2 separate regions of the Homo sapiens genome follow, and region 2 is linked to region 1. Evidence: chromatin contacts called from ENCODE Hi-C data. All regions are on one chromosome and are shown on one strand. Each heading gives the region's core, a stretch centred on a gene start or an enhancer-like site at or near the end of the contact. The rest is flanking DNA. Distances are from core to core; before and after follow the strand shown.

Region 1 (4,630 bases), core at 400-2,899:
GACAAATTTATACAACAGTGCTTTTCTTATTTAAAAAGAAAAGAAAACCTGGTTTTTACAAGTCTGAGATAGGATAAAAAACTTGTCCAACTAGTCTTAGCAATACCAAAGCACTGAAACTTCCATACCACAAGCCTTTGGGACTAAAAAGGAAACGGAATAAAACACAATCTTCAGAAATTCTCTTCCTGAGCACACACTCCTGTGCCAAGGCAGCAGCTTCAAGACCCAGGAAGCCGAGGGACAAGAACCCAGTGAGCCAGGGTTGCAGAACTGCGGAACGGCCCAACCTCACCTGGACCCGCTGACGTCTCCAACCTGGATTTCTCTCTGCAAAGACCGATCAGCCTCTTTACCCCCAGGTGGCAACCCAATCTCAGTATAAAGAGGTCTGGAAAAATGAGAAAAATCTGGAACTAATGAATTCTCTCCCAAACTCGTTCTATTGACTCACTGACTATCGGTGGGAATTAACCAGACACCAACTCCAAAGGCCTCCTCACCGCCCAGAGAAAGAACCAGATTGGCCTGAGACTTGAACTTTGACATTCCGTATTCGACTAAAGTTTGCAAACCCATAGGAAATCATCTAAGGCCAAATCGTTAGCAACCACCAAAAGCAAAGGAGTAAAGAGGAATGAAGTTCAAATAAGGGACTTTGTTTTGGGGTTTGGTTTTGATTTCTTCTTAATATCCACATAAAGTGCAAGTAAACTGACATGGAAACTTTCGATGGAACCCTGGAGCCCTGATCCCCTGAAGAAGTAGCTAATATGGGGGACAGGAAGGTTTAGAGTTCTTAAAATCTAGTAACTCTAGAAACCAAATCCATTTTCCAGGCAATTTTGCCAGGATGCTTTAAAAAAGACACTTCATTGATATTAAGCTAGGATGTCACATTTAGGAAGACAAGAGAGAAAAATAATAATAATGTTTGTCCTTAAAACTCCACAACGGGTTTTACAGTAAGCACAGGAATTAAATTATGGTAAAAGGGAGCTATTTTTACTAAAACAGGGTAGACCAATTTATCAAAAATGCCATTCGGCTGTGTTCATTACATCCAGGAATCTAATTTACACAATAGACACTTTGGAGTAATCTATTTTAGTCAATAAATACTTAAACTCCTTTAAGTTTTAATCTTATCGGAAATACATATTTCGCATAGTCTTCTTCCTAGTTAAGCGAGAAATTTCAGGAAATTTCATAACGACTATGACTCGGCTTTATCGTTCTTAGTAGGCAAGAGCAGAAAACAAGCATATACAATTAAAGTTGTCAGATTCCATTTAAATATGTTTTAATCCAACCCGCTTCGTTTGATACAAGCCTGCATCTCGAGCTTTGCTCCCAAAGGTATTGCGGTAGGTCACTGTCACCAGTCCTCCAGGTTAGGAAAGTTCAGCCAAGTTTATCTTCACGCACACCTTAGCAGTTGGGAGTAGCTGCAGTTCCCCAGGGGCCCTGAGGAACCCTCCTATCCCCTCCCAGAGCACCAGGCCGCCCTAGAGCATTCTAAGCCGCGGGACCCGGGCACCCCCCGACATCCCCGGTTCCCTCCGCGCCTGCAACCTCGGGACTTCTGGCCCACACGCCGCTCACCTTCAACCTGGCTCCGGCTACGCACAACATCCACCTGGCAGAGTCCCGGGGCTGTCCCGGCGCCGCGGGCGCCGAGCTGGCACGTGCGGGGCGGACCCTAAGGGTGCGCCGCTCCTCCGGGCGGGGGGTGGCAGGCAGGCACTCGCCCCTTGGGCACGGCGGCGACTCGGGCGCGGGCCGGGGAGCCCCGGCACGGTCCCCCCGCGGCGCCGGGGACTCCGCGCGCGGACCACCGCCCGGCATGCCACGGTCCCAACGGGCCCCCGGGGCTCTGCTTTCGAGAACCCGGCCCGAGAAGGCATCTCCGAGCGCACCCGCCGCGCGCTCCATGGCGGGCCCTGCAGAGAGGGCAGAAGCCCCGAGGGGACGCAAGGAAGGGACCCGGCGCCGCAGGTCACCGGGGGCCGCCGGAGCCCCCAGGCGCGCGGCGATCGCGGCTCGGACCGGCGGCGGGGAGGCAGCGTACACTGCCCGGGCACCCGGGGGAACAGCTTGGGGCCTGCCTAGGGGAAAGTTGCAGCCTCCTCCTCCCGCGCCCGCACCCGGCGGTCCGGGACACCGGGACCCAGCGACACTGCGCGCGGGGCACCCCCGCCGCCCCTCGCCAAGTTTCCCCAAAGAGCCCCCGCGGGGGTCCGCCACGGAGGAACAGGTCCGCGTCACCGACACAGGCACACAAAAGAGCGCGGCGGCCGCGAGGTGCGCGGGTGGCCCCGGGGCGCTCCCCGGGACGTAAACAAACCCGGGGGTCCGCGCCGGGAGCCACACGCGGGGTGCCGGAGCGGCGGCGCGGCCCGGGCCGGTGACAGCCGGGGGCGGCGGCCGGGGCCGGCCGGGGGTAGCGAGCGCGGGCGCCTGCCCGGCCACCCGCCCGCCTGGCCGGAGCCGGGCCGCGCCGCCGCCGCCGCCGCCGGTGGCCGCTCTGACCCTCCCCCGAGCCGGCGGCACCACAGCGCCACCAGCCCCAGCTCCGCCGCGCCGGCGGCAGTGGCGGCGGCTCCTCCTGGAGAGGCAGGCGCTTCACCCCCCGCAGCAACTCCCCACAAACTTTCCCCGGGAATACGGCGGGCCGGGGGCGCGGGGCGAGCGGGCGGGCGGGCGCCACCGCCGGGCCGCGGCCCCCTCCCGGCGCCCGCCGCCGCCCGCCCCCCGCCGCCCGCTCCCCGCTCCCCGCTCGCGCGCGCACCCCGCGGGCCGCCGGGGCCGCCCCCTCCCCGGTCCCGCGGCGGCAACGGCGGCGGCGGCGCTGGCGGCGGCGGCGGCGCGGGGCCCGGGGGGGCGCCCGGGGTGGGGGCAGACACCGGGGGCAGTGGTGGCGGCGGCGGCTCCCGGCGCCATCTTGGGCTGATCGATGAATTGAACAAAGAGGATCAATTTCCGATCAAGCGAGTGATCAATGGGGGCCGGGGAGCGGGAGGGACTCGGCCCCGACTCGGCCCCGCGGTGCCCGGCACCCCCCTCCTCCCCGCCGCCGCGGGCCCCCCGGCGGCTGGGCCAGCCCGGGGCCCCCGGCGGAGGCCGCGACCGCCCGCAGCCCCCACCCCCGGGCGCGAGGCCGAGCGCGGAGGAGCCTGACCTGCAGCTGCTGTAAATCAAAGCGCTTCCAATATTGAAACATCGATCCCACATTGGCCGCCATCTTGAGACATATTGAGACGGAGTGAGCGGCTGATAGAGAGGGGGCTGGAGTTCAGGAGCCGCCAGGAGGCAGCAGGCGGGCGGCGCCAAAACCCGGCCTGGAGCCGGCCGCCGCCGCCGCCACCGAGGACGCGGACTCCTCCTCACGGCACCGCCGCAGCCATGGCGAGCCCGAGCCGGAGCCGGAGTCGCAGCCCCAGGGCGCGGCGGCCGCGGCCCGGCCTCGCGCGCGCGGCCCCGGCCCCTGCTCCCCCAACCCCCCCACCGCCGCCCTCCCCCTCCCCTCCGCGGGCCGACCGGCGACCCCCGCCCCTCGGGACAACCCCCCCCAAAGTCCGCGGTCGCGCCGGCCACAGACCCGGCCCCGAGGGGGCGCTGGAGGGCAGCGCCCGGGGTCCCCCGGCACCGCGCACCTGGGGAGGGCTGCGGGGGTGGGGGGGGTCTCCCGCTGGGATCGCGATCGCCCGCGGTGGCCGAGCGCAGCGCCTTCAAGACTCCGGTTGGGGGGAACGTCGGAGCGCCCCTGTAGTGGTTAGTGTACAGAGCGCGGAGACGCCGCTACCACCTGCCCGGGACCCCCCACACCCGACCCCTGCGTGGCCCAGGCCCCCCGCAGCAGCGTGCGTGGGAGGCGCCCCGACGGTGGACGGCAACACTCTGATCCCTCTGCGCCCAGCGAGGACCGGGACACCGACACGACCAGGAACAGCGTGGCATGTTTGGAGGAGTGGAGTTGAGGGGGAAACAGCCCTGACCCTCTCAGGGGGCCGCGCGCGTGGATGCCCCACACCCGGACAGCGGCGGTGCCAGCGTCGCACCCGAACGCACCCCAACGGCGGTAGCGCTGGGGGTCCCGGCAGCCCCCATTCGCCCAAGCCGTTCCAGTTTAGGCCACGACAGGAAAAGTCTGGGAGCCCAGTTCTGTGTCCCCCCGCGCCGCTTCAGCGGAACAGCCCAAGAAACTTCCTGTGGTTCAGACACCTTGGTTTGTTGCAACTTTGGGCGCAGAAAGTTGGAAAGTGTGGGTGCACTCACTGAAAACGGAAAGCGTGGTCCCAAGTTTACAGAAATGCTAAAATGCAAACCAAAAAATAAATTCTCTTTTGATTTCTCTCCTCGCGGAAAGCTGGCGAAAGCACACGTTTTATGATCGTCATCTTTCATTGATTATACACACGTGTGACTTGGAGTTTCCAGTAGGAATACTGTTCTTTGACTCTCCCGTACTTCACTGAACGAGTAATTAGTTAAAACAAGTCCCCAAATTCCTTAATCTCAAAATGCATATGTAAATAGAATCTGCATAGGATACAAAATAAAACGCGCAAGTGGAAAACAATTGCTTTTCAAGTGAGTTCGAGGGTTGGCGCAGTGAATTCGGCATTTT
Region 2 (4,910 bases), core at 1-2,500, 660 kb after region 1:
TTAATGATCTCCCAAACATATCATCCTCCAGTGCCAGGCCTATGCCCAGGGGTATCCTCCTCTGTAGTATGTATCTCCAACACCACACAGGGTATGCAGATGCCCAAATCCTATCTTCCTCTCTGCAGGCACCCAGGCATTTGGTCTTCGACATTTCTCTTTAACTTTTCTTCCTTTTAGGGTGCCTCCTGCTAAGCGCCCACTCCTCCCCAGACACCAGGTGACCAATTTCCCTCAGTTAGGGCCCCGCCACCCAGGGGGTTCCCCTAAAAGAATGTCTGCAGAACAGACAGCAAGCTGGGTCAAGTGGGATGGAAGACAGAACCCTCACTGCCCAGTGTACCCCAGCTTCCCAGTTCCGGGGGGTCTGGGCCACATCCTGGAGTCTTCTCCTTACCCCAGTAGCTCTTCTATTCATGGACATGCCCAGGCTTGGAATCCCTGGGTGTGTGGCACTGTACTAGCTTAGTAAGTGAAAAATCAGAATTCAGGAGAACTGATTTTTTTGGTGGAGGGGAAAAGAGGGGCGCTGGGGAGCCTCGTGCGGCGCTCAAATAGGGGGGTGGGGAGCAAGCAGGAAGACGGAAGGCCTGGATTCCGGAAAGAGAATGGGAAGGGGGGCAGAGAGCCCCGGAGCCCGGGATCCCAAAGCCTGGGTCCCTCGGAGAAAAACCACGAGTCCACTTCGCTTCCCTACCTGGGCCCAGCCTCTAGGCAAGCACGGCCACGAACGCAGTAGGGCGCTCCCTTTTCCGACCCGGAAACTCCCCTCCCACACCCCTCTCCCCACCCGGGTCCCCGCTCCCGCCTGTGCAGCCCGGGAAGGGGGTCTCGGTGACTGGTGACCCCCGCTCCCTCCCTCAGCAAAGAGACTCCCGCAACCCTCTGCTTCGGGCGGCTTCCCTGCAGCGGGGATCGAGGGACCCCAGGGGCCAAGACCAGAGCGCCCCTCCCGGCTCGGGACGGCCCCGCCGCCCCTTCGTCAGCCCCCGCTCGCCCTGCAAATGCGCCCCCTCCCCGCCCCTCTCCCGAATGCCACCTCCCCCTCTTCCTCCCGAGCCCGGCTCGCCCACCCGCCGAGGCAAGGGAGGCCTCTGAGGACCAGAGGGAAGACAGGGCGGTTCACCCCGAGGGCGGCCCCCGAGGACCCCCGCAGGTGCAGCCCACGCCCCTCGCTTCCCCCTCCCCTCCCTCTTCGCACAGCCTACCATCCTGCAGCCTCCGGCTCGGCGCGTCCCACTTCGGCCACCGTAGGCGCCAGTCCCACTCCCTTTCTTATCCTTTCTCCTGCTGCCCTCCCTCTCGCCCGAAGCCCCGCCCCGTCCCGCCCAGGCTCTGACTCCCGGCGCGCCACGCACTGCGCAGGCGCCGACGCCGCGGGGAGCGCGGGCGGGGCTGGAGGCGGAGAAGCGGAAACCATGGCAACCAGGTCCTTGACTGCAGCTTCTAGGAGCCCGGTCGTCATGGTAACGCGGCTGTCCTGTGGGCTGGTTGGAGGATGGGGGAGGAGGACAATAAGGTCCTCGCGCTTTGGAGCCTTGTGGGGCAAAAAGGCGGGAAAAGGGGTGAGAGGTGAATGGGACGATCATTGGAGTTCGAAGCAGCAGGCAGGACTCCTGGAAGGGGAGTGGGCCGTGAAAAGGGAGCAGGGTGGGAATTAAGTGTAGGGGAGGAGGAGTGACCTGGAAAACAGAAAGACAAAGGGTCATGAGAAAAGTATAGAACCCAAGCTGAATATCTATTGAAAGCGTGATAGATACACCCCTCTAGTTTTTTTCTTTTTAGAGACAGGGTCTGGCCGCGTCACCCAGGTTGGAGTGCAGTGGTGGGATCGTGACTCTCTGCAGCCTTGAACTCCTGGCCTCAAGCGATCCTCCCGCCTCAGCCTCCTGAGTAGCTGGGACTACAGACGCACACCGTCATGCCCAGCTAATTTTTAATTTTTTTTTAGTAGAGACGGGGGTCTTACTATGTTGCCCAGGCTGGTCTCGAACTCTTGGGTTCAAGAGACCCTCCCGCCTCGGTTTCCCAAACTGCTGGGATTACAGGCGTGAGCCACCGCGCCTGGCTTCTGATTTTACAGTAAGAGAAATGTGTAGAAAAAGAATAAAAGAGAAAAGGAGAGGCTGCTATAAAAGGCATGTAAGGAGAAGGGGGAGGAACGTGAACTGAGGCAAAAGGGGAAGAAATAAAGAGCGTCTTAAAAGGTTAACTTGGGTCAAAACTCAAAAAGGGACAGATGTCACCCAAATCTCAGTGTGAAGATGAGGTGGATGTACGTTGTAATATGGGCTTTTAAACTGAATGTGTGTGTGTGTCTACATGTTACTGGAAAAAGGGGTCCCGATCCAGACCCCAAGAGAGAATTCTTGGATCTCATGCAGGAAGGAACCCAAAGCAAGTCGTAGAGTGCGATGAGAAGAGAGAGTTTATTGAAAGCTACACCCTTACGGAGTAGGGCGTCCTCAGAAAGCAAACAGAGGAACACACTGTCTTAAGTTTTTCTTTTCTTTCTTTCTTTTTTTTTTTCTTCTTTTTTTGAGACAGGGTCTTACTCTGTTGCCCAGGCTGGAGTGTAGTAGCATGATCATAGTTCACTGCAGCCTCCACCTCCTGAGCTCAAGCGATCCTCCCACTTCAGTCTCCCAAGTAGCTAGGACTACAGGCATGCACCACCACAGCCAGCTAATAGTTGTATGTTTTGTAGACACAGGGTATTGTCATGCTACCCAAGCTGGTCTGGGACTCCTGGACTCAAGGTATCCACACTCCTCAGCCTCCCAAAGTGTTGGGATTACAGGTATGAGCCACCGCCCCTGACCTTTAAGTTTTTCTTATATAGGGGTCTTGTTTTTGTAGAGACTAAACTAAGCCGAGTCAATGTGCAGATGGGCCAATGGCATGACAAAATTTATTATTCTGTTAATTTAACTATCCTTGACATTCTAGTAGGTAAGTACATCAAAGCAAAACTTAATTATCTTTCTTCCTTTTTTTTTTTTCTTGAGACAGAGTCTTGATCTGTTGCCCAGGCTGTAGTGCAGTGGCGTGATCTCAGCTCACTGCAACCTCCACCTCCTGGGTTCAAGCCATTCTTGTGTCTCAGCATCCCTAATAGCTGGATTACAGCTACATCCTTTCACCTCAGCCTCCCAAGTAGCTGTGACTGCAGGCATGAACCAGTGCATCCAATTAATTAAAAAAATATTTTGTTGTAGAGATGGGGTCTCACTACTGGGATTGTAGGCATGTGCTACGACACCCAGCTAATTTTTGTATCTTTAGTAGAGAGGGGGTTTTGCAATGTTGGCCAGGCTGATCTCGAACTCCTGGCCTAAAGCAATCCTGCCTTAGCCTCCACACCCAGCCAGAACTATAATTATCTTAAAGGCACATATTGTTATGGGTATTGGGGCATCTGGATTTTCTGTAGTTGGAGGAGTCTGTCCTTGCAGGTATCTTTAAGCTGTTTCCCCAACTGTAAACAGCTTTGGGTTGTGACTGACAAGGAATGTGCCTTGTTAGTTTCAAGATGGAGCTGAACTTAAAATGGCTTTATGCTGGCTCTCTGAGGCTCCTGCTTCCCTAGCACAAATGATAAAGTAAAGAGGTCTGGATAGAAGGATAAGAGAAAATCTTAAATTTTGTCATGCAGAAAAGTTAATGGTAGATAATTGTTGGCAACTAATGTGCTATTATTTTTGAGTAGCACATGATGCAATTGTTGGTAAGGCCTCACCTCCTGTCTCCACTTTATTTATTTATTTTGTGTATTTATTTTTTTGAGATGGAGTCTTGCTCTGTTGCCCAGGCTGGAGTGCAGTGGCACAATCTCGGCTCACTGCAACCTCCACCTCCCGGGTTCAAGTGATTCTCCTGATTCAGCCTCCTGACTCAGCCTTCTGTCTCAAAAAAAAAAAAAAAAAAAGAGGACAGTAGTACATATCTTGCAAGGTGGTTCTGAGGATTAGAGGTAATGTATAGCAAGTATCTGTAAACACTTCATAATGGTACCTATCATTTCCTCTTCCCAGACTCTTCCTTTTTTTTTTTTTTTTTTGTTGTTGTTGTTGTTGTTGAGACGGAGTCTCGTTCTTGTTGCCCACGCTGGAGTGCAGTGGCACGATCTCGGCTCACTGCAGCCTCCACCTCCCCGGATCAAGCAATTCTCCTTCCTCAGCCTCCCAAGTAGCTGGGACTACAGATATCTACCACCACACCCCGCTAAGTTTTATTTTTTTAGTAGAGATGGGGTTTCACCACGTTGGCCACGCTGGTCTCAAACTCCTGACCTCGAGTGATCTGCCTGCCTTGGCCTCTCAAAAGTTCTGGGATTACAGGTGTGAGCCACCGCGCCCGGGCCCAACTTCTTTCTTCTTTTACTTTTTCTTCTTCCTTTTGCTTTTGTTTTCTTTTCTCCTCTGCCTCCACCTTAGGCTTTTCAACACCATCGTCTAAGATATATGACATATACTAGTGGAATATCTTACCAGTGGCATAGATTATTGGCTGCCTGAACTATTGTGGTGCTACTTATTTATTTATTTATTTATTTTTTTTTTTTGAGACAGACTCTTGCACTGTCGCTCAGGCTGGACTGCAATGGTGTGATCTCGGCTCACTGCAACCTCCACCTCCTGGGCTCAAGTGATTTTCCTGCCTCGGCCTCCTAAGTAGCTGGGATTATAGGTGCATGCCACCACGCCCAGCTAATTTTTGTATTTTCAGTAGAGACGGGGTTTCACTATGTTGGCCAGGCTGGTCTCGAACTCCTGACCTCGTGATCCACCCGCCTCGGCCTCCCAAAATGCTGGGATTACAGGTGTGAGCCACCAAGCCCGGCAGCTATTTATTAGGTCAAGAATAAGATGGCACAGACAGTTAGCTGGCTGGACTATCCTGGTTGTGGG

Evidence for each region. Hi-C counts contacts between places; a loop is a spot of excess contacts on that map. Pooled maps may share reads with other maps.
Region 2: a pooled map shows a loop between it and region 1 (7-fold over the local background). The contact joins the promoter of AP1S1 here to the promoter of CUX1 in region 1. A Hi-C loop is called at or near these places in 5 of 50 pooled maps.

What each region holds. Positions count from the first base shown.
Region 1 is chr7:101,814,645-101,819,274 of GRCh38, reverse strand. CUX1 (cut like homeobox 1) reads right to left here and starts at 1,649. Exons shown (of 24, transcript NM_181552.4): 1 at 1,606-1,649. The coding sequence starts at 1,635. RefSeq lists silencers at 1,700-1,749, 1,800-1,869, 1,900-1,979, 2,050-2,369, 2,480-2,639 and 2 more and an enhancer at 2,465-3,393.
Region 2 is chr7:101,150,816-101,155,725 of GRCh38, reverse strand. It overlaps AP1S1 (adaptor related protein complex 1 subunit sigma 1), which reads right to left and starts at 1,250. Exons shown (of 5, transcript NM_001283.5): 1 at 1,209-1,250. The coding sequence starts at 1,211. RefSeq lists enhancers at 344-844, 1,164-1,458 and a silencer at 1,269-1,508.